Regions from separate parts of the Mus musculus genome. Here region 2 is linked to region 1. A link is a loop called in an ENCODE intact Hi-C map of the cell type or tissue named here. Cell type or tissue: left cerebral cortex. All regions are shown on one strand. Each heading gives the region's core, and the rest is flanking DNA. Links, peaks and the distances in the headings are about the cores only.

What was found. Hi-C counts contacts between places; a loop is a spot of excess contacts. Peaks named below come from ENCODE experiments on the same cell type or tissue, not always from the same donor. Only the 100,000 strongest peaks of a DNase experiment are listed, where the experiment ranks them.
Region 2: it touches region 1 in a loop (2.1-fold over the local background); 2 of 42 quality-filtered maps call a loop at or near these places.

What each region holds. Positions count from the first base shown.
Region 1 is chr4:83,411,168-83,426,417 of GRCm38, reverse strand. It overlaps Snapc3 (small nuclear RNA activating complex, polypeptide 3), which reads right to left and starts at 8,694. Exons shown (of 9, transcript NM_029949.4): 1 at 8,364-8,694; 2 at 7,635-7,712. The coding sequence starts at 8,665. In left cerebral cortex, for the core only: no CTCF peak of the experiment used is centred there; a DNase peak (open chromatin) is centred at 8,766; H3K4me3 peaks cover 2,296 bases; H3K27ac peaks cover 1,127 bases.
Region 2 is chr4:83,271,066-83,286,315 of GRCm38, reverse strand. It overlaps Ttc39b (tetratricopeptide repeat domain 39B), which reads left to right. Exons shown (of 20, transcript NM_027238.2): 3 at 15,098-15,199. Gm42307 (a long non-coding RNA gene) reads right to left here and starts at 1,877. Exons shown (of 3, transcript XR_881384.2): 1 at 1,536-1,877. It overlaps Gm23412 (a small nuclear RNA gene), which reads left to right and starts at 406; the gene lies at 406-512. In left cerebral cortex, for the core only: no CTCF peak of the experiment used is centred there; DNase peaks (open chromatin) are centred at 6,856, 7,229, 7,752, 8,728 and 5 more places; H3K4me3 peaks cover 1,232 bases; H3K27ac peaks cover 3,348 bases.

The sequences.
Region 1 (15,250 bases), core at 4,549-12,548:
TTGTACAAATTCCACTCACTCATTTTATTCCATGGGTTAAAATCTACTATTATTTTGTTGCTCAAATAGTCACAAGTTGCTCCAAACACGCGACAGGCTCTGATTTTTTATTTTTATTTTTTTGCTTTTTCGAGACAGAGTTTCTCTGTATAGCCCTGGCTGTCCTGGAACTCACTTTGTAGACCAGGCTGGCCTCGAACTCAGAAATCCGCCTGCCTCTGCCTCCCAAGTGCTGGGATTAAAGGTGTGCGCCACCACTGCCCGGCTGATCTTTTATTTTTGATAGGGGAAGAGGTCACGCATTACTTGGTTTGTGGAACCACAGGTATTCAAAACACATTCTCTACTTTTCCTACCCAAACCTTGGCATTAACCCTTCAGGAACTTGAGTTCCTTTACTGGAGTGGGGTGTTTGTTTATTTTAAACCAAGGTCTCATGTAGCCCAATCTGGGCTTGAACTCACTATGAACTCTTGATCCTCTTGCCTGTGCCCCAAGCGTTGGAGTACAGAATACACCATCATGGAGACAGATCTAGAAACCAGTTCTAGAAACTATGTGCTATGATTAGCAGTTACTGCTTCTAAGCCTTTCAACTGAAGTAGGCTGGATGTCTGTTAAACCATGAATGTACAAACACCTGTTATTTTTGGTTGCTTGTTATGTATTTAAGATATGGATACTTGACAGGCGGAAAACCAAAAAAAAAAAAGATATGGATACTTTTATGTACATATGATACAGATGCGTGTGGATACATGTGTGTGTGTAGGCCAAAAGTTGACAGTGGGTATCTTTATCATGCTTCATTCTTTTAATTAATTCTCATGGCAGGGTCTTAGTATACAGCTCTTGCTAGCCCAGAGCTTGTAGACCATGCTGGCCTTGAACACCACACCTGGCTTCACCTTGTCATTATTTTTAAATTATTATTTTATTTTGTGTAAATGGGTGTTTTGCCTATGCACATGTCTGTATATCACATGAGTGCCCGATGCTCATGGAAGGCAAAGTACGCATTAGCTCTCTGAGAAACGGAATGACAGATGATTGTGAAGCGCCATGTGGCTGCTGGGAACTGAACCCAGGTCCTCTGGAAGAGCAGCCAGTGTTCTTAACCCAAGCCATCCTTCTACTGTATTGCTCTCAAGACCCCCATGTCTCTGCTTCATGCACACTGGGATGTGCACCACTGTCTCTTTTAATGTGGGCACTAGGGATCCAATTCAGACTTCATGCAAGCACTTTCCTGACTGAGCCATCTCTGAAGCCTTCTATTTGGATTCTTCAAATCCCAAACCAGATCACAAGACTCACAGACTCTCCGAAAGTGAGAAGGGTGGCTCTGAGAGCCGCACCTATTATCTGTTCAAGTCTAGTAATGGTGTCACTCAGCTTCCTGGGTGCTGATAAACAGTAACACATGAGCAGGGCCTTCTCCTCAGCCTTGCATCACCATCACCACGTGGACTCAGAGGAGCTCCCTGCATCCTCCTCAGGGCTGTGGACATTTGTAAAACACATGGGCTCACTTGCTGGGTTTCTGTATCCTATGTTTGTGTACTCAAATGCAGGCATACATTTTCTTTGTTGAAAACCAAGTGGGGAGGGAGGAGAGTGAGTGAGTGTGTGTGTGTGTGTGTGTGTGTAAGCCAAAGGGCAATTTTGTTGTTCCTTTGGAGCTATCTATTTTTTAAGTTTTATTTTACTTTCTTGGTTTTCTGAGATGTGGTTTCTCTGTGTAGCCCTGGTCGTCCTGGAGTTCATTATGTAGACCAAGCTGGACTCAAACTCACAAAGATCAAGCCGGGCGTGGTAGTGCATGCCTTTAATCCCAGCACTCGGGAGGCAGAGGCAGGCGGATTTCTGAGTTCGAGGCCAGCCTGGTCTACAAAATGAGTTCCAGGACAGTCAGAGATACACAGAGAAACCCTGTCTCGAAAACTACCACACCCCTCCCCCCCAAAAAAAAACCTCACAAAGATCTCCCTGCCTCTGAAGTGCTGGGATTAAAGGCGTGTGCCACCTCCACCCTGCTTAGTTTAATTTTTGATGAGGTCTCACCAGTCCAGGGTGGCCTAACACTCATGATCTCTCTGTCTTAGCCTCCCAAGTGCAGGATTACAAATGTAGCCACCACATTTAGCTTGCAAAACATTTCTAATATCTTAAACACATCCATATAGGTGTATATGGGAGACCCACACAGTAGAATAATGAAGCTCCGATGAAGGCTGAGTCAGTGCTTCTCAAGGCATCCTTGTGGATGAAGAAAGCCAAGCCACACTATGGGAACCTTGGAAGGAAGGTAAGCTGGATACAGCAGCTTACCAGCTCTTGTCTACAAACACACGCTTTTATCTATTCTGTAGAAATGGACCTTCGCAGTTTAACTATTTTTCTTTGCCAACTGGTACTCATTAAGTGTATAAATATAGGAGAGAACTTGTATTGCATGTAGTACTCTAGGGAAGGTTTTGCTTCCTGGCGACATGCTAGTTAGCTCAGCACAGTCCTAAAGTGCACACGGCTTCATGGTGTCAATACCCAGCTCTTGGCTGCAGCACCAAGCGCCCAGTGGCTTCCCTTCCCACCAGCTGCCCTCAACAGCTCTTCCTGGCACACGGATTTCTACAAAGCAATGTCACTGCCACTTAGTGAACAAGGGCAGGCCCTCTCTTAAAGGCTGTGGGTCTTAGTCTAGGGGAAGAAAGGAGCTCCCTTAGCACTCTCGCCCCTTACAGCTATCTGGTCTACCACCTAGCCCCATTCCCTTCGTTATTGTGTCAGCGCCTCACTGTTCTGACCCTTCCTCAGAGCTTTTTGTTTTGTTATGTTTCTGCCCAAAACCCGGGCTGTACAGGAACTCACTGTGTAGTCCAGCTGGTCTCAAACTTACAGGGATCTTCCTACCTCTCAGACCTAAGCCCTGAGATTACAGGCACGAACCACAATGCCCAGCCACAGTTAACAGTCCGTTAGATTAACCCTCCTCCATCAAGGTGACTGCTGTTTTTCCTTACTTGGACTCTGCCTGATATAGGAGATAAACTGCATAAGCACCCACTGACCTGGACAAACAGTGAACCTAAGCCATCTCCTGCAGGGGTGCTGGGTAGAAGTGAGGGAATGGGGACACATTAGTGGAGACGGAACAAGTGTGGCATGCTCGACTCCTCCTTGTTCTTATGCCCTAAGGTAGTCAGAGCAAATCAGTGCTTTCAGCTTTGCTCCCGACTCTGGAACAGGGGGTCAGTCAGTGCCTTGTGCATGCTCAGCCAGTGTTTTGCCACCAACTACATCTTTATTTAGAGGTCTTTTTTGAGACAGGATTTAATTCTACAGTCCAGACATGAACCTTTCCACCTCAGCCTCTCAGAACTGGAAGGGGTTGTAACTGTGGTGCACATACTGTATTTTCTTAAAACTTTTTAAGTGTAAATTACTGGTTCAGATCGCTTCCCCTCCTTTTCCCATTGTGTGTTTTTGCCTACTTCTGCCACATAAACATTCTGTCCATTTCTTTTCACTTTCTTCTTCTTCTTTTTTTGGTTTTCCAAGACAGGGTTTCTCTGTGTAGCCCTGGCTGTCCTGGAACTCACTCTGTAGACCAGGCTGGCCTCGAACTCAGAAATCCGCCTGTCTCTGCCTCTGCTGGGATTGAAGGCTTTCTATGAGTTTGAGCTCCAGTTTTACTGCACTCATCTCACAAGCTAACCTCAGTCAGTCTCTTCCTGCAGGAAGTTCTCTTTGGAGTCTCATTTCCTCCTGTGTCCTTGTGGTACTTGGATTGTTTTATAAGATTCCTATTTTAACAGTGCTTTTTTTTTTTTTTTCTGTCTTTCTGACACAGGCTAAGGTTTTACTTTTCCACAAAATCCCAGGTTTGGTTTACTTTAGTTTTTACAGTTCTTTGTTTACTCTAGGACGTGAGCATGTGGCCTCATGCTATGGTGGACGTAGGGAGGTCAGAGGGTTCGTGAGGCGCTGCTTCTCAAGACAAAAGGTCCCTTAAGTATAAGTTTTGATGCAACATTCTAGAGCTCTAGAATTTGCTCTAGAATGTTGCATCAAGAGCTCCGAATATCAATAAAAAGTTGAGAGGAAATCCCCATCAAGACTAGTCCCTTTGGTCTCCAGGGGCTGGTGCCTCTGCTGATAGGAAGATTAAAATTAAGCCAAGATGGGGAGGACATTGTTTGCCTGTGTAGACATCTCCACGCACAGGATTGAAGAAGTAAAAGCTCCTATACAGAAGGTTTCACATCTGAGTAGCAGAGTCGGTTCAGTAAAACCCTCTGATACAAAAACAAAACAAAAACAAAAACAAAAAAAACAAAAAAAAGGAAAAGAACAAAAGAAAAAAGTATTAAGTTTCACAAGCTGTTTGTACTCAAATCTATTTTCTCAGTTTCAGATCCTCAGCTATTTTATTGAGTGGAAAGTCTTGGACGAGAAGGGTTCAAGAAGAATAATGTTGCATTTCCTTATGTCTCAGGAAACACTTTTTATGGTAACTTGTCAGATTGTCTATGAACAAACCCACTTTTTTAGACATTGATAAATTCTTTTCTTCACGTGATATTTTATACAAGAACACTTCAGATGTGCTATTAGATGTGACTGATTTTAACAAATCCTATTAGATTTGTATCAGCTAGTTACATGTTCTATTCATAGTCTTTTGTGAATCATTGCCTTTTTGTTTTTAAAGATGGCCTATTTTGAGCCTTTGTATAGGTACATTCCTGTTTTTGTGATGACACAAAAGAAAAAAAAAACTTTAAACTGTCCCAAACAGAAAAATAATGGCTATCAGAAATGTTTTGTTTTAATGTGAGTTATCGTTACTGTATTTGTTTATTGTAAAGGTGGACATTTTAGCATTCAGAGCAGTTTTCAATAAAGTAATTAAAATTTCTTAAAAAAAAAAAGTATAAGTTTTGCCCCCCTGTTTCTTTTCTAATAAAGAAACTTCTTGTCAGGCATTGAAGAGTGAAGGAAGACAGATGTTAGGAAACCTTCACAAATGGACTCTTAACCAAGGCTGTTAGATCTGATGGCTAATGCATCTTGGTGGCTCAAAATCGACTTTTAAAACATTCCTAGTTTGGTTGACAGTTGTGAATCTTACAATTTTGTGGTTCTTTCTTTCTTCCAAAAATCTGACAGTTTGTTTTATCCTTTAAATGGTACATTAGAGCAGTAAACAGAGCGTTGTAAGCCAGACCAGCGAGGAGGATGGATACAAGGTTTGCGGGAACAGATTTTACCATTACCGTGGACGGTATTAATTTCTGATTGCAGAAATTAAAACCTGGTTTAAATAGTAAATACGGGGAGTTGGAGAGATGGATGTAGAGAAACATAAAGCTTGGAGTTCAAGTCAGCCTCATCTACAGAGTGAGTTCCAAAAAAAAGGAAGGAAGGAAGGAAGGAAAGAAGGAAGGAAGGAAGGAAGGAAGGGAGAAGCAATCTTTAACAACAAAAAAACCCTTAAATACTAAAGTCATTTAGCTTGTTATGATAAAAGGATGGCACACAGCAAGAACCAATTTCTAACGTCTGTCTTCCTTCTCTCTTCAATGCCTGACAAGAAGTTTCTTTATTAGAAAAGAAAAACAGTGGCAAAACTTATACTTAAGGGACCTTTTGTTTCTTTTTATATAGAGAGCCTGGAACCCATTCGTGTAAATCAGGTTAGCCTGCCCGGACTTTCTGGCAGTCCTCATTCCTAAGTCTCTCAAATACTGGGATTACACACATGAACCATCAAATGCCCTGGCTAGATTTTTATTTTTATTTTAAGTTACTGAATGAAAGAGTTTTAGGGAAGACAAACGTAGGGCTAGATTTAGACTTTTGCAAAACGTCCAACATTTTACAAGGTTATTAGGATTCATTTCTTAAGTTTTAAATACAATAGCTTTCCAACCCTAGCTAAAGAATACTCTTTTGTCAACACACACACAAATATACAAAAACCTGAACACATACACACACAAACAAAACATGAATACACAAATACATACATAAACACACAGTCAAAACATGAATACATAAATACACAGAAATATATACAAACACAAACATATACAAACACACCTCCTCCCTACAAATATTTGATGGGAATAACAAAAGGACTCAGGAATGACAGAACACAGTTGAGGCTGTTTAAATTAGTGGGCTACAAACCAGAAGTAATAAATTTCTAATATTATACATCATTGAGTAACAGTGCTCAAAATGTGTTAAGTAAGCAGGCTAAAATGGATCTGTAATAAGTGATAAGCAATCTGCAAAATGAAAGTAGGCATTTAGAAACTTTTACAAGTTGACAGCATTTTTATGTCTAAATTTTGCAATAAAAATTGGACTTATTATGTTAGCATTCTGGTTTAATTTTTCCTCTTTAGTAATTTATTGTTATTATTACATTTAAGAAGGGATTATTATTATTTTATTATATTTGAGACAGGATCTCACATTTAATTCAAGCTGGCCGGGAACTTAGTCTGGCCTTGACTTCATGGCGATGGGTTTAGCTCAGCCTTCCTGAGTGCTTAGCCACCGCCCCAGGATTAGGAATTGATTTTTATAGTATTTTACAAATAAAATGGCTCCATTGAAGATTAAAAATTAAGAAGCAAAATAACGGTGCTTGTTTCTTTTTTTCAGACATCATATAGCCCTGCCTGGCCTGGAACTCAGAGATCTATGTAGACCAGGCTGGCCTCAAATTCAGAGATCGGCCTGTTCCTGCCTCCCTGGGATTAAAGGTGTAGGTCACCAATTCCTTCCTTATCACCGGTATTTTGGGACACACTATCTGAGTATTTAAGCTTGCATTACAAATCTAAGTAGATAAAGTCTACATTAAAAAATCAATGCAAATTCAAATATGTAGTGGATATTAGGGATTTTGTGTTCTTAATGTTTTTCTTTAGATGTAAGAATATCACCCTGGGGCTGTAGAGATGGCTCAGTGGTTAAGAGCACTGACTGCTCTTCCAGAGGTCCTGAGTTCAATTTCCAGCAACCACATAGCGGCTCACAGCCATCTGTAATGGGATCTGATGCCCTCTTCTGGTGTGTCTGAAGACAGTGACAGTGTACGCATATACATTAAATAAATCTTAAAAAAAAAAAAATATCACCCTAATCCCAAATTACAGAATGGTACTTCTTTTGGAGCTACGTAACTGATGGGTAAATTAGCACAGTATCTGTGATTTACTGAATGGAAGAGCCTGGGGAAACACACACAACTGTATCCCATAGCCACAGAGCCACAGAGCCACAGAGCCACAGAGCCACAGAGCCAAAGAAAGGATGTCCAAATGTTTAAAACAACAACAACCACCACCACAACAACAACCAGTCATCAATTATCATTGAACTCACTAGGTAGCTAAGGCTAACCTCTAACTTACATCAGTTTTGACTCAGCCTCCCGAGGGCTGGGATTACAGCCAAAAGCCAGGACACCAAACTAATGGTTGAATTTTAAGTGGTGGAGTAAAACATTCAGAGTGTTCAGATAAACAGCAGAAAGACTAACTGTAGTTTAGTGGTAGGTCGTGTTTCATCTCCAGCACCAAAACAAATAGCATATAACAAAACAAAACTCATACCATAAAGTCACTAGGTCAGTGTTCTCTGGGATGACTTCCGGGTCTTCATCTTCCCCGAGGCATCTCAGTTTATCAAGGCTTAGAGAAAGGGAGGTTGGGAAAGGGAGAAAGGAAAAGCAACGATTTATGATCAGCCATGCATTTTTCAACAGCGGGTCAGAGCTTGTCCTAAATACATCATTGAATAATTAAGTCTTATGAAATCCAGCAGGCAGCTCAAAAGAGGCCAGAATTCAAGACAATGGTTTTTGTGCCAGTGTTATACCGAAAAGGGTGTATGTTCATTTGAGGACAGCCAGTACTGTCAAAAGGAGAAGGACCGCTACAAGTTAGTTTTTGTATTTCTATTTCCAGGTAAGAAACTTTTAGGGAAATTTTAGTAATAACATTTTCATGAGGACCGCTAGAAACCACGGTTAATAAAGGTTTCAACCCGGCTCTGTTTAAGTCTCCTCCATCCTCAGGTACTTCCATTGTCCAAATATCAATGACAGATATATACCGCTGTTACTTCAACAAGCACTTTAAAGATCAAGAATAGAAGTCTTTCGTGCATTTGTAGTGTCCCGTTACTGGATCCACCCCTCAGGAAAGTGCTTTTGGACCCAAGGATCTCTTCCGGCCTTCCGGAAAGGGTTTAGGGGGACGAAGGTTAAGGGTCTCCGAGAAGCGCAGGGACGAGGCTGAGCCCTGCGGGATCCACGCAAAACCCCGAAGCCGCACACTCACCCGCACACGACCCTCAGCTCTGCTGCTGCCTCCAGACTGCAGCCCAGATCGCTGGCTACTGCAGCATCCTCAAAGCCGTCGTTGGATGCCCCTCCGTCGGTCGGCTGCTCGGCTGCCTGCGGTTCGCTCAGCGACAAATCCTGGGCCCCTAGCCGGCCACGCCATAGCTCCCCAAAGGAGCCCACATGGAACACGCGCGTGTGCAACTCGGGAAGCTCGTATTCCGGAAAGCTGCTGTGGCTCGCACTGGGGACTGGGTGCTGTGGGCCACCCGCACCGCCGCCCTGCAGGTCCTCCGCCATGTCAGCCACGATCCCTTCCGGCAAAAGCTGGCGAGAGGGCGTCGCGGGGCGTGACGGGATTTGTAGTTTTGCAGAGCTCCGGGGTGGCGGGCGGTTGCGCGAGCTGTGCTTCAGAAACTACATTTCCCAGCAGGCTGGCTACCGCCTGGGCGCGGCTCGGTCGCTGTGGGCCGGGCTGGATGCATTGTTCTCTGGACTTGTCCGAGGGCTGTGCGGCTCGCTGTGTTCCGAGCTGATCTGGTATTGGGACCCACAATTACCTAAAGACTCAATCATTGGGTCCCCATCTCATAGTTTTCTCAAATCTGGTTCGTAGGGGCGGGACTTTTGTCCACTGGTTTTGCGAGCTGCTCTGCGGTTCCTCCTATCCTAGAGAGAATCCTGAAGGACAAGGGGCACTGAGACTGGTTCGTCCAGAATCTTCTGAAAGGCACGGTGTGTGTTTGTATGCGTGCCTTTGTATACCTACCTGCACGATAGAGCTTATCGAACGTCGGCTATGCAACACACAAATTCATTCTTAGCCATATGTATATATTTTGAAAAGTCACCACTTTTCCGGGGAGAGAGCCGAATGTGATTGTTAAAGGAGTAAACCGGTAAACTAGGAAATGGAAGTAGCTTGAAACCCAGTGAGCCTAGATGTTTCTGAAGCTTGGCCATCGCTCAGCTGTTCCAAATATCATAGCAGGGTGTGCTGAACAATCCCTGGCTTGTATGATTGTCCTGTGACACATGTTGTATAATTCAGCCATTGGAACTATTCCTTTAGTGGCTTTTAGTATATTCACAATGGGGCAACCATTAGTTTAAGAACATTTTCACCACTCGTGAAAAGGTTGCTTTTAGTTATGACTCCCAATCCTTCCAACTTTAGCCAACACTTTTCAGGCTTTACGTCTGTAAAGGTTTGCTATCTGGGCTTTTTGAAATAGGATATCACTACGTAGAACAGTCTAGCCTTGAATTCACAGCCGCTTCTGCCTCCTGAGTCCTGGGATTAAAGGTATGTCCCACCACACCCAGTTTATTTTCTACATGTAATATAAATGTAATCATATATGACCTTTACAATAGGTTTCTATAATATTGTACAATATTTTTACTTTGCAGCAAATTTCAGTACTTCATCCCCCCCCCCTTTTTGGTTGAATTTAATTGTATTGCATGGATATTATATATTTTATTTATTGAAACTCATTGGATGGACTGGGCTGCAGCTCAACTGATAAAATACTTGGCTCACATGCATGAAGTCCTGGGATCAATAATCCCAGCACTTGCAAGGGAGAGGCAGGAGGACCAGAAGTTCAAGGTCATAATCACCTTCAGAGGGAGTTTGAAGCAAGCCTGGGATACAGGAATTCCTGTCTCCTAAACAACAAGCAGGACTGGAGAGATGTCTCTCAGTGGCTAAAGAGCTTCAGCTTCTCTTCCAGAGGACCTGGGTTCGGTTCCCAGCACCCGTGTGGCAGTTCTCAGTGGTCTATAACTCCAGTTCCAGGGCCTCTTCTGACCTCTTTGGGTACCAGGCATGCAATAGTGCACAGACAATATGGGCAAAACACCATGACCAAAGCAACTTGGCTTCCATATCACAGGCCATCAGCAAAGGAAGTCAGGACAAGACTCCAGCAGAGCAGGAACCCAGGGGCAAGAGCTGATACAAGAAAAAAGAAAAATGCCGAGTTAACAGTTCAACTAAAACAAAACAAGGGGTTGAAAGATGGCTCAGTGGTTGAGAATACTTGCTGCAATTCCAGAGGACCGTGGTTTAGTTCTCAGCACCCACATTCACTCACAACCTACCCTTTTTTCATGTTTACTGCTTTCTCTTCCTGCTCGGACTCTTTACAGTGCCTCTGCTGTACTGTTCGTCAAATCTACAATGAAAGCCTTCTTTTTTAACCATCTCTTTGGAGCTGTCATGTCCTCGTTTTTTACACCTCTCTCTCTTTCTTCCTTCCTTCCTTCCTTCCTTCCTTCCTTCCTTCCTTTCTTTCTTTCTTTTCCCAGATACTTGCCAAAGCCTGGGCATATTTCCCATGATGTTCTGGGCTTTTTTTTTTTTTTTCCCTCAGGAGCAGTCCAGTCCCCTGCCCCCACTTCTCCCCAGCTTTGGTTCTGTGTCTAACCTCCACATGTAACTCAAAAGGCCTGGCTTTCTTTTCTTTCTCTTTTCCATCTTCCTTCTTCTGGAAGCTGCTGAGACTTACAGCTTGTCTGTACTGTTGCTGTCTTTTTTTTTTTTTTTCTTAAACTCTAATTAAAAACATTCTATTTATTTATTTTCATACAGAGTTCCACTATGTAGACCAGGCTAGCCAAGTGTTGGGATTAAAGACATGCAATATCAGGCCTTTTTTTTTGTTTGTTTGTTTTGTTTTTTTGTTTTTTCGAGACAGGGTTTCTCTGTATAGCCCTGGCTGTCCTGGAGCTCACTTTGTAGACCAGGCTGACCTCAAACTCAGAAATCCGCCTGCCTCTGCCTCCCGAGTGCTGGGATTAAAGGCGTGCGCCACCACGCCCGGCTTTTTTTTTTTTTTTTATCTTGTTTTATTAATGAGACTAAGAAGCCAAAGAAAGGGCTCTAATTTCCCTGATAACTCTGAAACTGCAGTTGGTTTGAGACTAAAGAAAAGTAGGGCCTTCTTTTTAGTAATTCTCCAACCTAGTTATTATAAATACATTCCTGGCTCAGGAGGTGTGAAAGTGGTTTTGTATAAGATCTTTTATATAAATATCATCATTGTCATAATTAAAAAAGATACACAAAAACTTCCAGTGACATTTCTTTCCTGCTTGTTTGTTTTGAGATTTATGTGTATGTTTTCCCTGCATGGGCATAAGAATCCCCTAGAACTGGAATTGCAGAGGGTTATAAGAGGGTTGTGAGCCAAGTTGCTTTGGTCATGGTGTTTTATCATAGCAATAGACTCTAAGACACAGGGAGAGCAAGAAAGGAATACAAGAGAGTATGGGCAAAGGAGAAAGAGAGAGAGAGAACACCAAAAGGCACAGGGGAAATGTCAGGGTTCTATAGGAAAGAGTTTAGGGTAGGGATCAGGGTGAAAAGAGCCAGGAGCCAGCCTGCACGACGGCAAGGACTCTGTAACAGATCATTTGAGATCCTGAGAACCTGGAGGCCAGTTTGTGCTTTGGTATTTGGTAATGCTAATAGGCACCACACTTAGCCTTTTGTCCAGTTTCTTTTAGACCTACGGAAGGAAGTCCCTGATTTAAATTTGAACTGATCCAGTTTGAACTAAACTGGTTAGCGGAAGCAATCACCACCATCTATTGTTCTTTATGTCCTGTTTTGGGGATGAAGGGCTCTCCCTAGGCTAACCTGTCTAGCAGGATCAAGTTGGCAAAGGCTTTCCAATATGGCTACCCCATTTCACATTCCTCTGAGCAGCACCAGAGGGTTCCAGTTTCCATATCCTTTCCAACACAACGTCATCTGCATTTTATTATCTCCATCTTAGCAAGTGTGAACTAATGTCTCCTTGTGCCTTTCATTTGCATTTACCTAATGGCTAAGGAGTTTGTGTGGGTTTTGTCACTGGGAGATACAGTGCCTTTTCATAGGCGTAGTCTCTTAAATAAAAGAATTTAAAAATGGAGTCAGAATGAAACTTGAAAGCAATTGTCAACTCCCCAAACTCCAAAAGGCCTTGTAAACCAGAAACAAGCTCAAGTTAGACTAGAAGAGGGTTTCTGGCAACTGGATAAAAGCCAGCATCCCTCCGGAACTTTTAAAGCCACTTCTGCCTGCCAGAGGCGTCATTTCCCTTACTTCTGGCAAAATGGACATCTGGCTCTCCAATTAGCATACATTCATGTCATCTACCAGTACATAGAGGTCCATGCTAGCCTCCAGGCTCCCTTAGTTATACATTTCCCAGCCCCCACCAGCTTCCTCACACTTCCTCCCCATGGCTACTCACGCTCCTCACAACCGTGCCTTCTCTCCTGATTATCACCATGTTTCCCCTAGTCTTTATGCTCAGCTACTCTCCCTTCTACTGAAGATAGCCCAAGCCACATCCAGCTGCTGGTCATGTTCAGTCTACTTTCTCTCTCTGCTCTGAACTCCTTCAGCCACTTCTGGCTAAATGGAAGCTGGAGACCAAATCTGGACCCCTGCTGACCGTGAAAGCTGGGATGCAGATGATGCAGAAGGGCTCACATACCCTAGATGGGGAGAAAGAAAAAAACAAGGGTGAATAAGAACAGGAAAGCACCAGTCCTACTAAACCTACAATGTTCATCTGGTGTTACCCAACAACACCACACCCTGCGAGGTGGCTCCCCCAAAACAACATGGACAGACGTGCTTTCCCCCAAACATAGCATATCCAACAGCCTTGCGCAAGTGACCAGTGTCCAGACCCCAGCACCCTCAGGGGCAGCAGCACCCCAGGTTGCTTCCCAGGGTGCTTACTGGACCAAAGGATCTTGAACTCTCTGCACAGAAGTGTGCATCTGTTGTCAGAAACCCCCATGTTTAAAGCTAGGAAAGGTTCACAGCCCACACTTTGTTTCTAAGAGTTCTAGTTGTGGGTCACTGAAGAGCCATTGTACCTCCAGAAGTGCCATTAGCGGGACTTGACAAGTCCTGAGTAAAAAAGAAGTTTTCCATACTGTAGCCATCGATCGTTTAAAGTCCGAAAAGGCCACTTTGGGGAGATTAAGTAGGGTTATGGGGAAAAAACAAAACAAAACACTATGCTGTTGTGCTTTTTATTAATTGTGTTTACTTCCTGTCATGAGATGCCTTAGACTGCCTCATGTTGCCCCTGTGAAGTTAGCTCCACCAGTGTAATGAGTCAATTCAAGCCAAACTAAAGTTTAAGGCAAGTTTATTGGAGGAGAAGGGGAGGGAGCTCTTGGATGTCACAGGAGTGATGTCACCATGTAGATGGGAAGACAGATGAGTGGGAGGGAGCAGAGAGAAAAATAGGGGGGAGGAAATGTAGAGAGAGGGAGAGAGGAGAGAGAGAGCCAAAGCTTCAGGATTATATATTGAAGAACCTCTGGGGACAGGAAGCCCAGAGCCTGGGCAGGAGGGTTCAGGGTAGAGGGCATTGGCAGGGACTGAGGGATGCTGGGAGAACCTGGAGGCCAGGTCCAATTTGGTATGCAAAACTTGCACCTCAGCTGTTTGTCCAGAGTCCGAGTCTCAACAGCCCCCACACACGTTATCCATTCCACCGGGCAGAAGTAAAACCAGTACAACTTTTGAGTCAAATATGAATTAAGCTTTATTAAGTACTGACCAGGACTGTGAATACTGGCCTGGTCTATACTCCAGGGTTTCCCAGAGTACAGCACCGAATTACAGTAGTCAGGGACTATAAATGCATCCTGAGGCACATCCTGCCTATATACCTCTGGCGCACATGTGACCAAGCATACATCCCGTGCACTTGGGGCAACCTAGCTTGTTTACAGAAGTGAAAACACTTGCCTTGTTATCTTACATGAGCAGCCCCCAGCATTCCAGGAAGCCACCTGTCCTTGGGCAAGTGGGCCTTACAGGATACAGGCTTGATTTATCTATTTATTGTCATTATTTGGGTTTTGGAGACAGGGTTTCTCTGTGTAGTCCTTGCTGGCCTTGAATTTACAGAGATCCACTGCCTCTGCCTCCTGGGTTCTGGATTAAAAGCATGTACCACCACCACCTGGCTGCATTTTTATTTTATAGATCTCTTAAGCACAGTAATTAAACTTAAAAGATAGAGTTAGCCATCACAGTAGCTGCAGAATTTTTGCTATTTTGAAGAGTCAAATGTTAGCCAGATGTTGAACCTTCTACAGAGCCGCTCATGGAGGGCTTGCCTGTCTTAGTGACCTGTAGTGGAGTCAGCTGCAGGTCACAGTGGCTCTATGAATAGCACCTACACTCCCAGCCTTTCTGATACTATTTATCAGGCCTCTGTGCCAGCTTTCTAAGAAGGACAGGTTCCTTACATTTTTTTTGGGGGGGGGGGGTTGTTTTTTTTTTTTTTTTTTGGTTTTTTGAGACAGGGTTTCTCTGTATAGCCCTGGCTGTTCTGGAACTCACTTTGTAGACCAGGCTGGCCTCGAACTCAGAAATCGGCCTGCCTCTGTCTCCCGAGTGCTGGGATTAAAGGTGTGTGCCACCACGCCCGGCTGGTTCCTTACATTTTGTAAGTAATTTGGTATCCAAGAGCCCATAGCCTGTGTTGTCAGCCCCCCACCCCACCCTCTTTTCCTCCTCCTCCTCCTCCTCCTTCTCCTCCTCCTCCTCTGCCTCTTCCTTCTCCTCCTTCTCTTCCTCCTCCTCCTTGTTTTTCTTTTAGGTGGGATCTCTATTACATAATTTTGGCAGGCCTAGAACTCACTATGTAGATCACTGACCTCTGATTCACAGAGATCCACCAGCCCCAGCCTCAAATGCTGGGGTTAGAGGTGTGTGCCACCATACCCGGTGACTCTTACATTTCTTTATTATGAAATGTTGGTGTGAATCAAGGGTGGCTTTGAATTAGGCTTGACCACAGCACTGCTGAGGAGCCAATAGCTTCACTCTGTTTTATGAAACTAACTGAAGGC
Region 2 (15,250 bases), core at 2,873-10,872, 140 kb after region 1:
GGAATTCATCATGTAGCTGAGACTGGAAAATCCTGATTCTTCTGCCCCCACCTCCCCAGTTAGGGATTACAGGCATGTGATACCACATCCAGATACTACTTTTATTATCAGAAACAATAATGGGTCCTATAAGAAGACACTTTCAGCTCTGTTGTGAGCTGAGCCCTTGCTAGATGGCACTAAGTTTTAGCTTCAGAATCTTGCTTAGTTAGGCTCTCTGGAGTAGAGTTCTTTAAAGATGATGTTTTTGGTTTTGGATTAGCCAAATCCACTTCAAGAACTGGGCTTGATAAGGTGTATCTATATTAGCCTAGAATTTGGGAAGAGGAGGCAGAAGGATCCTGAGTTCAGGATAGCCTGGGCTACAGAGCTAGAGTCCATGTCAACAATCAAAACTCAAAGATAGTGCTCGCTTCGGCAGCACATATACTAAAATTGGAACGATACAGAAAAGATTAGCATGGCCCCTGCACAAGGATGACACACAAATTTGTGAAGTGTTCCATATTTTTAAGAAGCGGGAGTGGGTGGGTAGGGGAGCAGGGCGGGGGGAGGGTATAGGGGATTTTTGGGATAGCATTTGAAGTGTAAATGAAGAAAATAGCTAATAAGAAATTGAAAAAAAAAAAAACCCTCAAAGATAAAGCAACAGCAACCAAAAAACCACAACTCTAAACCCAAGCACACTTGAAATAATATTTATTAGATGCCAATCTGAAATTGACCTTTCCAGCAACCTTGATCTAACTGCCATGTGATTGGTGTTGGCCACTGAAATATCAGACAAGACTGAAAACTATAGAGAAGCTGATTTTTCCTTATTCTGTGCCCCTCAATTGTCTTTTAAGAAAGTCCATGGGTAGAAAATGTAAATCATGTCTGGGAATAACAACCTGTTCTCACATTTTTCTTAAAGTAATTCATGCTACTTCTTGATAGATGGAGAAATGCCTAGGTTAGGTGAGAAATCCCTGAAGATCCTACGGTTTTTTTTTAATAAGCCCAGTCCATCTGTACCTGCCTTGCCAGCTCTTCTAGGATAATTAAACAGTGATGGATTAGGACTAGGCTGTGGCAGGGATTGGGAAAAAAAAAATCTCCCAGCATCCCTTCCTGCGGAAGCAGCCGCCACAGTAGTGAGTGTAGCTGCCACTGTCACTGACAGGTCTTAAATTCACCCCTGCAGTGCGCCGGGAGCCTGGCTGATGCCGGTAACTTCTCTGCCAGGTCTGGCCATTGAAAGTCTCTCGAGACTGGGGAACGAAACAGACGTTGAAGGTTTCTGTTGGTTTTACATTAAGGAAGGACTCCTCTTTTTAGTTGGTTTTAAAAAGAGCTGGTAGGAGAGAGAGCCATCCTCACAGTGGAACCCGGTTCTTTCCTCTGAAGTTACAGCTGCCGTAAACCCGTGAGTATGCTGTATTTATTTAGTAGTTCCAGGGGGACATGATTGCAAGGTCCTCTCTAAGTCTGTGAGGATTTATTTAAGGAAAGCTTTGGGGAAATAAATTAAAGAGTTCTGTTTCATTAGAGACCTTCAGGTTTTGTTAGATGACATTGTCCTCTTAGCAGCTTCCTGCCAGGCTTGCCGGGTCTTCCCACGCCCCCTCCCTTTTTGACTCTTCCCGAGGGCGAGAGCTGTAATTGCAGAAAGCCGCATGCACGCCTGTGTCTGTGCGCCTGCCTGAGCCGCAGAGGCTGTGGTCTCTCCCGGTGCCCTGGCGGGCTGACCATGGCTGGCTGACGGCTGCTGCAAGGTGTGCCCTGGGGCTCCCGAGACTCCCACTGCAGAACAATGGCAGCAGGAGGAGGCTCACTTGTGTTTGTCTTAGGTCCTCTGCTGCCTTCTTCTTAGCATTTTATCTTGCTATGTTAATTAAGGCTTTAAAGATGAATAAAGTGATGTTCATTCAGAAATAGCTTGTGCCCTTTATCCTAGACCTTCAGCTCCTCCTGGGTGATATTGGCTTCAGCTAGTCTTCTCAGCAGATCAGAGCGACTGTGAGCCCCCAGAAAGTGAGCTCTGCCTCACGGCATTTTTAAGTTGTGCACTGGAATCACTGCTGACTCGTGTGTCCGTGTGACGCAGATCCTGAACTCAGAACATCTGTCCTGAGTCATCGTGCCCCACTTTCCCCCTCTGGAATTCACCAGAGTGCAGCTGTTTGCTGGATTGGTGAACGCACCCTGAGAAGCCTGTTAGGACAGAGGTTGACTTGGGATTCCTCTTGTGACCTCACATGTTCTTGATTGGGCTTTGTGAACTGATTAATATCAGTTGGCCATTGATATCCTTTCTGTATCCTAAAACCACACTAAAGTGGTTTTTAGAAGAGAGGTTGGCAGTCAAAATACTTTTAAACACCAACTGGTAGCAGTCATCTTTGTACATGTAGTATGCCTGACTTAGGCTGACATAATATAGGAGCTTTCAGAATGCCAGTATTTGGTTGATTTCCTGCAGACTAAAAATAAATACAGGATTATTAAAAAAAAAAAGAAAAAGAAAAAAATCCCTGCCACCTAGAGATCAAACATCTGCTGTTTTTATTTTTAAACAGTTTGTCATACCTAAATGCAGCAACTTGAATTTAATTAGGAAGGGTTGCTAAATTTAGGACACTCTGTCTTTAAACTAGCAAAGAGCATTCATTCATTCATTCATTCATTCATTCACAAATGTTAACATTTGTTGCAAAGCTTTTTTTCAAGCTCTGGGGAGATGAGGCTGAAGAAAACATTGTATTTGGATTCCTGGAATAGACGTTTTAAGTAGATAAAGGAGGTGGTTAAAAACTATTTACCAAGTTATTTCATTAGAGCTGTGGTGAGCTTTTCAGCTATGTAAAACTACAGGCTACCTTTATGAGCAGCTTTATATGGAACACATAAATGCTTGAAACTTGTGCTGCCTCAGATCTTTTGTCATGGAGTCTTTGAGTTCTTAGCTGGAGAGGTATGTTAGAAATATTTCCATTAGTTCAATGAGCATGCACTAGGCATGGTAAGAGCAGAGTTTAGATGAGAAAGAACTGGTTTCTGCTTTGCCTGGTCCACTGGGGAAGGGAGGGAGACTGGTTATCATGTACATTCTGTGCCACCGTTTTCCTGTCTTAGGGGAGTCATAGAACTAGACTCTTCTTCAAAAGACTTCTGGGCCAGGCCACTACTTCTCCTCTCTTTTCCTCTACCACTCTCTTTCCTTCTCTTCTTCTTCTTTTTATTTTTTTGTTTTTTGAGACAGGGTTTCTCTGTATAGTCCTGGCTGTCCTGGAACTCACTCTGTAGACCAGGCTGGCCTCAAACTTAGAAATCTGCCTGCCTCTGCCTCCCAAGCTCTGGGTTTAAAGGGATGCGCCACCACGCCCGGCTCTTTCCTTCTCTTTTTACTTTACTGTCCTGTCCTGTCACAAAAGAGAAAATTGACTCAGGTTAAAGCACAGGGCCATTTCAGATTGCTGATTGTAATGACCAAGTCATGCCCATTGCCTGGGGTCATCAGAGTGCTGATTGTAATGGCACAAACTCCTTGAGTGATTGCATTGTGTCTTCCAGCTGGAGGTTGATTGGGGCGAGTCTCCCCCAGTTAACCCTCCTCTGGTATAAGTTTCAGTGTGCTGCTGGGTATCATAAATCATAAAAAGGAAGAAGTGATTATTTCCTTTGGCGCCAAGCCCAGATCTTCTATCATTTGCACTCGCTTTCCTCTTGCTCGCTTCCATCTTCACCTCCTTTTAGAGAGGCAAAGGCTGTGTATAGACAGACTGAGCTTCAGTGGTGGGCCAGGGAAAGACCTGCAAGAGGTTCATCCGAGAAAAGAAACGGCCTTGGGAAGAAGCTAACATTTCTTGCACTTCCTGTTCAGATTGCTGTCAAGTCCAGATAGCTGTCAACCTTAGCAGAGCTCCCAGGGTCCCACAGCAGTGTGTCAGCTCCTGCATGCAGTAATGAGGCAGAGTGACTTCAGTAGACACATTCTAGCAGGTTTCCCTTGACCTGCCACAGTTTCTAGATGGCGCCACTGCTTCTTGGTGGGAACTGTGACAAAGAACTGGGAACCCATGGGATCTGTTAACACCACACTCCCTGAGTAAGTCCCCTTTGTGCTTCCAGCTTTGTCACCTTAAACCCAGCAGCTTTGGCTGACCTGGGGCTGTTCACCCAGCTGCTGGACAGTTCTTAGTTTATGCGTTAACAGTTTGCGAGCAGAGTTAGCTCTCTTAAAGCTGTTTGAGCCTTGATTGCTGTGCCCATCCTAGGAATTGCCCACCCTCTGGCTGTACCCATGTGTTTGCTGCCTCTGCACTGAAGGCATGAGCACGTTGGCCAGGCCACTGTGGGTGTTGGAGACCCCTCTCTAGGCTAACACTCTGACATCAACCTAACTGCCATGTGGCCTTTGTGAGAGGTGGCAAGTGCTGCTCTAAGGCAGACTTCGTGCCTAGCATGTGGATTTGTGCACATTTCACACATGGATTCCTCTTCTTTTGATATTTCATCAGTCCACAGGTGTGGACAGTCCTTAGAGACCATTCAAGTGGCACTGATGGGTTTCTTTAGTGATTATGTAGATTAGTGTACTATAGAATGTTATTTGAAATCATACAGGTGGCCGCACTTCAGAAGAAGAAGAACATGGGGCTAAGACTTGAATTTCACCTGTGGTTGGGGCTGTGGTCATTATCTTTTTAGACAGAGAGTACGGCAGAACTTGAGCCTCTCAATTATCCACAAACCAGGACCTAACACAAAACATTTACCTGCTGTTCACCTCCAAAATAGCTTAGGGTTTCTCTTTTCTCTTCTTTTCTTTTCTTTTCTTTTCTTTTCTTTTCTTTTCTTTTCTTTCCCTTTCCCTTTCCCTTTCCCTTTCCCTTTCCCTTTCCCTTTCCCTTTCCCTTTCCCTTTCCCTTTCCCTTTCCCTTTCCCTTTCCCTTCCCTTCCCTTCCTTCATCCCTCCCTCCTCCCCCCTCTTTTTGCCCCTCTTTCTTTGCAGTAGCACCAGTTGTGGAAGCCATTGCATCTGGTGGCTTTGTATCACAAGCTGAAATAAATATAGCCTATCATCAGCTAGGAGAGCATAAATGCTGGTGCTTGATTTCTTAAGCATTTATGAAGCCCTCCTTCCACGCAGACACAGCCACAGCATCCCTGCACTAATACAGTCCCGTGCTCACTTCATAAACTGCTCACCACAACTCAAATAACCAGTCAGAGAGCAGAGACGCAGACAGTCTGAGAAAATGGCTTTTTTGTGGCCGTTGTTTTCGCTCCCTCTCTTGGACTAGGAGGTGGATGAAAGAAAACCTTGTCTTCGCAATTGTTTAAAGATATCTAGCTATTCTTCGTTTCAGTTGGGGGCTTCTTTTCTTTTTTTTTTTCTAAAGTGCTCAGTTTCTTTCCAGTTATCGTCACACCGAAAACCTGCATTTGCTCTGCACCCTGCAAATATTTGCTTCCGTGCTGGGAGGCGTATTGTAATTGGCCAAACACTGCTTTTAGCTGTCCCAGGACTACTGGAAACATTAGACAGAACTGCTGAGTAGCAGGAATGCCCTGGTCTGTGTAATGGGAAGCTCTTGGTTCTCCTCATCTTAAGTGGCCCAGTAGCATCACCACCGATTACAGCCCCTTGCGCTTATTTATGTGGTGTCTCAGTTTAAAAGGTGGTTTTACAAATGGAGCGGCTCCATTAGACTGAGCTGGGAATTGTTCTTTCCTGCTCTTGCTGAGGCCTACCATCAAAACTGATGACACACCTAGGGGAGCAATCCAGTTTTGCCCTGTTTCTCTCTACGCCACCTCCTCTGTCCCTGGGGTACTCTGGTGAGAAAGAGATGAAGTAAATTTATTGCTGGGAGGGAGGAGGATTTTCTTCCTGTTTGCCTTTCAGTTAAGAGATGAGCAGTGGGGCCTGGGAAGACGGAGTAGGAGCTGCGCACATCTCCGGCAGACCTGCCGCCCTCTTGTAGTTTATTTGGAATAACACAGGAAATTTGATTTGCTCTGCCTAAGGACAGAAGTTGCAAACGTCTAGATTTCTGCTCTTGGGAGCTTGCAGCGTCTTCAGGCAAGGAAAACAGCACTCCTTGGGGAATAGTGTCCTTTCAGGTCTGAGCTGGTTTATAAGCTAGGTGAAGATGAACTCTTATTCTCCCCAAATGGTTTGGCTTTGCTGTAAAGCCCCCATTCCCACCAGGAACAGAGAACAAACCGACGTGGAGCTGGCGTTGCTAAGTTGACTTTCCTATTGCCAGTACCCTCTTTTGGAAGGGTGCTGGCTTTGGGAGTGGTGAGGGAGAGTCATTGGCAAGTGACCTGAAACTCTGCAGCGGCGGCTGTGTCTAGCTCCTTCTCTCCTTCCAGGGAGAAGCTGCAAGTGATTGGGAGGAGCCCTGCCTGGCTGGGAGTTGCCATCCTGCCTTCCCACCAGCTTCTAGCCTGCCTGGGGGGGGGGGGGGATGATTGTGGAGGGTAGTTGTTGGTACCTGTGGGGCGTGTGAGTGGACCCGGCCTTGATCCTGGGGAGTTATAGTTCTCTCTTGATATTGGTTGGCCCACAAGAACCCCGGATGCTAAAGCTATTTCCACTTTGTCACTAAGCTAGCCTGAAAATAGCCTCATTTTTGTAGTAATTCCAGACAGAGAGGGAACGTGCAGTAGCCAAATGAAGAGCCAATGAATATGCTTAATCTAGTTTCAGTATGTACTTTTTATTTTCTCTATAAGCTGGGTATGGTGGCACACATCTGTCGTCATCTCAGCCTTTGGGAGGTTGAGGCAGGAGGATTGCAAGCTTAAAGCTGGTTTGGGCTATATGAAACTCTGTCTCAAAAAAAGGTGGTGGTGGTGGTGGTGTTATATACTCCTTGTGAGTCATTCGAGAGTGGGTGCTGCAGACGGGCGGTGGGAGTCTTCCCAGTGAACAAGGCTGTTTCTGTGCTTCCGTGTCCTCAGCTTTCTGCCTGTGCTTCCATCTCGCTCTGAAGTTAACTTTATGTCCTTGAGAACCAGCCTTGAGTGCCTGCCCTGGCTGGCTGATGGCTGTCGATTGACTTTCCCACAGTTGGCTTTAACAGTGAGTGTGTCGAGGTTGGGGGGTAGACCAGGGTGGCTGGTCTGCTGAGGGGAGGGTGGGCAACCCTTCAGTTGTCCCCTGGTTCCTTTACCCAGTCGGCGTAATGCTAAATGAAGGTTCCCCCTTGCAAAGCCCAGGGATAACTGCTGAGACACTGGCTTTCTTCAAGATGTTTGCTGTCCCTGGAAGAGCTTGTTATTTAGGAGTTGGCTCACTTTGTTCCTCCTGGATGCTCCATCCGACTCGATGAATACAACTTAAGTGGTGTCAGTTAGCATTCTGCCACGTTCATCAGCACTTCACTACCATGTTGCTAAGCCACATCTCTCCTAAAATTTAGTTTATTACTGTCATGCATGTGTGTGAGATGTGTGTGAGTGCAGGTGCAAACGTGCCACAGTGTGTGTGTGTGTGTGTGTGTGTGTGTGTGTGTGTGGTCATGGGCAGAGAACAACTTTTGGGAGTGGGTACTCACTCTCCTTCCACCTTTATTTAGGCTCCAGAGATGGCTAGTACACCACTGTTTATTGTCCCTCCAGGGCTCGTTCCTTCTGTAAAGAGTAGGTCTCCCGTTGAGCTGGGTCCCTGGGAAGATCTGTGATCCCCACTGCCTGGGAGGCTGAGGCTGGAAGAAGACGGAGAACTCAAGGCCTGCCTGGGCAATTTAGTGAAACCTGTCTTGGAATAGAAGTGAAAAGGAGGTGGAAACATAGCTCAGTGGGAGAGTGCTCAGCGCAGCCCAGTCCCCAGCACAAGCAAACAGGGTTAGAGCATAGATCGGTTTCAGCAAAGGCAGACAACAGGAAAAAACCAGGTTGAAGGTACATTTATAAATCTGAAAACAGTTGAGATGTTTAAAAATGAACTATTTTAGTTTAATTCTTAAAATAGTAATGGAGCATGTTATAATGGAGGAGATAAAAAAAGGCCGAATTAGAAAAAGACCACAGAGGTTTAAGAACTTTGCCACATTAGTGGAAAATTGAAATTTTTCTGAATGACCTAAAATGATGTGGGAAAAACATTAGGTAGAGAAACTCTGGCTTCCTAGGAAGGGCTACAGGAAGGCTACAGGCAAGGCTACAGGCAAGGCTACAGGAAGGCTACAGGCCATACATAGATGGCCTGGCCTGATTTTAGCTAGGAAGGGCTACAGGCAAGGCTACAGGCCATACATAGATGGCCTGGCCTGATTTTAGCTCCATTTGAGCTGTGTGCGGTGTGCATGGGGTGTTGAGAGTTTCTCTCCTTAAACTAATACTTGAATGTCTCTCTAGTGCTTGGAGTCTAAGTATTCCTTCACTTGATTATGAAAACAATACATGACTATGTCTGAAAATTTGCAACACTGGGGACAGGAACAAAGAATAGGAACCCTGCCTGCCACATCCTAGAGATGACAGTGATGAGTTTGGTTTTGGTTTGTGAACTTTGGTAGTAAGTCTAGAGAAGGGTGTCTTGGACCACTCTACTGCTGTCATATCTAATATTTCCTTATTTCAGGATAAAACAAGGATCTTTTTTTTTTTATCACCCCATGGCTCTGTCAGTTTTATTTCCTATAAGGAGTTGGGGTGAGAAGGAGGGGAAGTTGGGATGGTATTCTTCTGACCCTGGTGGCTGTGGTGATAGGCAGGTGAGTGGTGGTGGGTGCTGAAGGGAAAGCGCTGTTGATTGACATTCTGAGTTCTGGCTGTTTGTCTTCCCTTTACTCCCACCCTCCTCCACCGAGCATCTTTGTTTCAGACTTAAAGGAAAAGATTTATTTTTATTTGTATATATTCTCTGTGTCTGTGGTGTAAGCGTAGCTGTAGACTGTACTTTATGCATAAAAACTTGATCTATTGCAATTGTATCTCCCAAAGAATTGACCCAAAGACCTATTACATTTATTAACAAGCTGCAAGTCTAGGCTGGGCAGATTCTGAGCTATTCTAATCCTCTAAGGCTGTTAATATCAGACAAATGCCCTGTTACTTGCCAATCTGGTTTTGCCCTGCCTCGCTCTGGTCCATGTGTGCCCTCGTGTCTGCTCTCTCATTGCAATCTCATGGCGAATCCTCCAGGGTCTCTCCACGGGGTCTCTTCACCTCTCCTCCTGGTCCTTTTACTTTTTTCTCCGTGGGACCCCTGGCTGGGATTGGAAGTCCAGCTTTCCTATTTCCTCTGCCCAGCTAATTGGCCAATCAACTCTTGACTGCCCAGTCAGAAGGTGATAGAGAAGGATGTTTACAAAACACTGAGACAGGTGATGCCTCACAAAAATAACTATCAAAGACTGGTCTGTACTCAATTCTCTGTCTGTATATAAATCAGCATTTGAATAATGCAAGGGTAATCTTTACACAGTACACAAAAGCATCATTCCAACTTGCACAGGGGCTAGCAAGGACCAGTAGAGGATGTCATATTCCCTGGAGCTGGAGTTACGGCAGTTGTGAACCGCCTCTGGATTCTGAGAATGTAACTTGAGTTCCTGGAAAAGCAGCAAGTGCCTTTAACAGCTGAGTTGTCTCTCTAGCCCCTCTTTTTGATTAAAAAACATTTTATTTAGTTGTGTGCTGTACGTATGTCCATCACGCTTGCTATAGCATGTGTCGGGGTCTGAGGATAACTGTTGGAAGTCAGTTTTCTACTTTCACTGGGTAGATTCTGGGGATCCAATTCTGGTTATCAGGCCTGTGGCAAGTGTCTTTACCTACTGAGTCCTCTGATATTTTTTGAGAGTCTCATGAGGCCCAGGCTACCATTAATTCACCATGTAGCAGTGACTGTGCTAACTCCCGATGTCCCTGTGTCTGTCCCCCAAGCACCAGGGTTACAGCTGTGTGCCACCACACCTGGCTTGCCTCTTTCTTTCTCATCCTCCTTGTGAGAATCTTTCTCTCTCATTGATCACTGGCCGTGAGCTTGGCTCCTGGAAGAACTCGTCTATTGGGCTGCTACACTTTATTGGTTAGCGTTTAAAATTATATACCCACTTTGGAAAAAAATTGGTGGCAATTCTTCAGTGTCAAATGTGGAATTATCATATGACCTAGTCTATCATAGTCACGTAAAACTTACATGTGAGCATTAATAACAGCAATCTCCATGATGTACAAAAAGCAAAATGTCCCATGTGTTATGAACAAATGAAATGATAACCAAATTGGGCATATCTCTCCAGTGGCATATTCCATAGTATTACATATGGTAGAGTGTTGCTCCCTGTTCCATACAGCATGAATGAATCTTGGAAACATGGGAAGTGGAAAAAGCCAACCATTGAAAACATCTACAGATGCAAAAGACTCTGGTTTGCTTAGAACTAGAGGTCACGAGGGTTATGGAGCATGGTGGCAAGTGGGGGGTACCTTTGTGTGATGGGATGTTGTTATATTGGGGTGATAGTTGGATGGATGCCTTTGGGAATTATATATCAAAATCTATTTAAAGCATTTTTTAAAAACTAAAGTGTTCAAAACAATGCAATATAAAGACATATTTTCCTTATATACGAATACCTGTAGTTGTCACTGTCAATCAAATGAGTGGTTTTTTTTTTCTCTCCAATATTTGAAAACATTCTTTACTACTTGAGTATAGTGGTGTTTCAGATTTAAAAAAAGAAGCACTCAGGTAAATATTAAAACTTGTGCTACTTGTGGTGGCACAAATTTTAAAGTTATGGAGCAACATAAAGTTTAGTGTTGTTCTTTTAAATACATGGATATCAGCACAGTGTTTATATACTGCTAACCTATATTGAAGGAAATAAGCAAAGCCTTGAATAAGTCATGAGCTTAGGTAGCCAATTCATATAGAGAAAGCGGGGCAGCAGACAGACATGTATCGTGGTGGTAGCTCGTGTTAGGAGGAAGGGCACACCAGACTTGTTCCTTTTGTAACATTGTTCATGGAAGCTCAAAGGTTGTAGTTGAACTACCTGACTACCTGGCTACCTGATCAGATTCTCCCACAGGATCTACCTCCCAAGGGTCCACTGTCTCCTACTTGGAGCAGGTCTTTTAATCACAGTGGACTTGGGAGAGGGCAGAGCAGACGGGAACATAGATGTAAAAATGCAATAGTACAAAGAACATTTTTCAGATTTCGGTAATAATATAATGAAATCTGAATAAAAAAAGTCCAGCAAGACCTTTTGTGTAACTTTATAATTATGGCTGTTACAATCACATAAATGGGAATGACAGTATAATACAAAGATCCCCAAATGCCAGTTGAGGAAGCAGAGGACTCACTTCTGCTTGTCTCCGCTTAGCAGAAAGCTGAGGTGATGTCAAGTGTGTAACCTGCAGAGAGAATGGATGTGTGCAACGGAAGTGTGTCCAGGACCAGGTGGAATGCATGGGAACTTGCTCTCAGTTAGGGGTTGCAGCATGGTGCAGCATTGTCCACAAATAACTGCAGCATCCATGTGTGGATGATCATCCAGGTGATAAAGGGCCTCCCAAAGCACTTGGGAAACTGAAGACAAAATGTCGAGATAAGATTTATTAAACACAAACCGTTTTATTTGTTTTATCACCAGCCCAGGGATTAAACCATAGCACGTTCGGACATTCGTATATCTATTGGAGTAAAATAGCTGCAAACTAGTGTCAAGGTTTTAAAAAGATGTACTTATTTATGCATATGAATGCTTTGCCTGCGTGTACATGTAGGCACTGTGTGTGTGCCCTTTGTGAGCCTGGTGTTCACAGGGGTCAAAAGAGGGCATTGGGTCCTCTGGGAACTGGAGCTGTGGGTGGCTGTGAGCTCGAACCTGGATCTTCTCTAAGAGCAACAGGCTAACTGCTGAGTCATCTCTTCCAGCACCAATGTCACATTTTCTAGAATATAATCTTAATAGAAAGTGACCAGTCAAGCAAAGGCAAGCAGATCTCTGGAGGATGAGTTCCTGTGTGCCTGCCAGTGTTTAAGGATCTTGAGAGGACTTCAGTCTTCCTTTTATCTGGTTTCTGAGCTAACAAATGGCTGAAGGATGAGCTATTGATTGCCTATCTTTGGAGGAACGGAGGAATTGGGGGCGAGAATTGAATGTAGCTCACACTGTACCCAAAACCACATTCTAGATATAATGTATGTGAGCTGTGCTATATTTTCTCCACTGTACATTTGAAACATTTCTAGCATTGGGGGAAGAAAAGGGAGGAAATAGGTTCTTGATGCTTTTTGATGAAGAATGCCATGCCATGCCTAGAACGATGAGTGGGAGGCAGGATTCTGCACTGTCAGCACCCACAGCCCAGTTTCTTTCCTGATTCTCCGAGGCCCTCCTGTTACGTCATTGACATCCTTCTGAGAAGGCAGTATATGCTGACTACTCTGCCCAGTAACCTTTCTACAGAGCATTAGAAGAAACCACAGAGGGGAAGTTGGAAGAGAGCCGATAAGGGGCTGTGTTGGGCACCGGATGTGGGGAAACAAAGGGGACGGGGGAAATTCACGTCCCGCCCGAGCTCGGGGAGAATGGACAGGCAGACGAGGGAGACTCATGGGACCCTACGGAATTGCTGCAGGATGGGCGTCGGGCCGTAGACCCCGTTCTGGGTGGGTAGAGTGGGGTTGGGGGAAGGCGCAGTCTTGGCTACGGCTCTCGGGCACCATAGACCAAGAGCCAGCTTCAGGGTCCCTGGGCCAAATGGAGGCCACAGACAACAGGTTTTCAGTCTTGGACATCCCAGGTGCGGCTGGATGTCGCTGAAGGGCTGAGAACGAAGTGGGGGCCCCTGGGGCAGCTAGGTCAGCCCCAGGGCTGAAGGGAGAAGGGGCAGGGGAAAGGTGCTGGGTGGTTTCTGGGTGGGCGAGAGTCTGGCTAGCTCAGGCTGCTCGCTCTGTGGGCATGGCTAGAGCACAGGAAGGCCTGCTCCATTGCTCCAGCCCGGTGGATCCTGATGAGAAGAGGCAGTCCATGGTTTCAAGGTGTTTATTGCAGAGAGAGGGAGAAGTGTAGAGAAATAGAAGCTGGCCATGGCCACAAGGAGAGAGGGGAGAAGAGGGGGGAAGAAGGAGGGTGAAAGGTGAGAGTAAGAGCAAGTGCTTAAGAGAGACAAGAGAGAGAGGAGGGGCCAAGCAGCCCCTTTTATAGTGGGCTGGGCTACCTTGCTGTTGCAGGGTAACTGTGGGGAGGAGCATACTTGGCTATATAGACTACATGACTGATAGCCACAGAATTAAGGAGCTGGGTCCTCGTGTCAGGAGCCTATGTCTGGGAGCATGGCAAACAGGCCTTCTGTCCCTTCCAGATTAATCTGCTGGGTTTGAACCTAGCTCGACCAGAAAGCAGGCTGCCTTTCACGGTCCCACAGAGCTGTAGGTAGAACTATGCCTGCTGGCCTTAAGAATGAATTTTGGCTCTTGTCAAAAAGGTGATGTGGCCCTTGGTGGCATGCTATGACCAGATCCCTGAAGTAGCCATGCAGAAGGGGAGATGGTCAGACACGCATACCTTTCTATTGATGTTTGTATTTGAAATGTGTTACAGAACTCACATCCTAAACTAGAGAAACAACTGATCCTGAGCAAATACTGCTGAAAAAGTGCAGGTTGTAGTATCATAGGCCTGTTGTGATGTTAATGTAAAATTTAAAACATAGACTTTCTGGGACTTTTAGTGTGTATAAAAGCATAAAGGGTGAGAAGGATGTAATTTAAGTATTTGTAACCAGACCCAGGTCTGGCTGCTCACCTACACTTAGGAAATAAGAGGCCGGTGGGAAGGAATTTGTTTTATTGAAGAACTGGTATTCAGGGCCTGGCATGGGAGCATACACCTGCAATGCTGGCACTCAGAAGGCTGAGGGCAAGCAAGGTTTGTTTTCAGTGTCAGTCTGGCTATAGACAAAACTTTTCTCTTACAAAAAACCAAACAAACCAGCAAACAAACAGTGGGACTGGAGAGGTAGTTTACTGGTTAAGAGCACTGGTTACCCTTTCAGAGGGACCTGAGTTGGATTCTCAACACCCACACAGCAGCTCATAACCATCTGAAACTCCAGACTCAGAAAACTCAGATATTCACTCTGGCTTTCTGGATCACCAGGCTCTCACACGTGATACCCATGCAGCCAGAACAGCCATGCACGTTAAAACTGCAACAAACCCAGCAGCCTAAGAGGGTGGGTAGCTGTTGCCTCAGGGCTCCATCTTATAAATGTAATAATTATTTCAATAACGTTCTAATAAAATATGTATAGCTTTACTTGGGGAAAAAAGTTCTGAGCCATGCTTGGTGGCTCATATCTGTAATCTCAGCCCTTGGGAAGTCGAAGCCAGAAGATTGTTGTGAGTAGAGACAGACCCTAACAAAAAACAAAACAAAACAAAACAAAACGCTGGAAGACTATACATATAGTAATCTGGGCTAAGCAGTGACGCACTCACGGTCCCAGCATTTGGTACATAGAGTCAGGAGGACGTGGCAATTTGAGACCACCCTGATTCACATAGGAGTTCCAGGCCAGCCAGGACTATGTTGCCAGACTCTGCCTGTTCCTGCCCTCTTCCTCAAGGGGGGTGGGGGGAGGAAAAAATTAAAGAAAAGGGATACAAAAGATGAAGGCTGTGGGTTAGTAGTTTTAACCTATAGGTCATGTTTCCTTTGAGTGGATTGCATATCAGATATCCTGCATTTCAGATATTTACATTATGATTCATATCAGTAGCAAAATTACAGATACGAAGTAGCAACTAAATAATTTTATGGTTTGGGGGGCCGTCACCACAATATGAGGAACTGTATTACAGAGTCACAGCATTTGGAGGGTTGAGAAATATTGCTGTGGGTGATTTTAATATTTATGTATGTTAAAACATAAGGAAAGTTGGTAAGTCTCCCAGTGGTTTTATTTCAGAAATGTTTAACACAAAATAGAATTGCGTTACTTGCTTTCCAAACTGAAGTAGAGGTGAGCCATACGAAATGATTGACGCATGTGTGTTGTACTCTCATGTTTGTGCAGCCCTTTCTCACAGATCAAAGAACTAAAACCCCTCACTGGTTTCAATCCACAGATCTCCATCGGACATGGCCACCAGCGGCTTTCACTTTGTACCATGCGAGACCAAACGGACCTCCAGACAGCTTGGAGCATCTGCTATGGGAAGACCTGAAGGGTATGTGGGGACTGTTGGGTACTCTCAAGAGACTAGAACACCAGTGAGGTG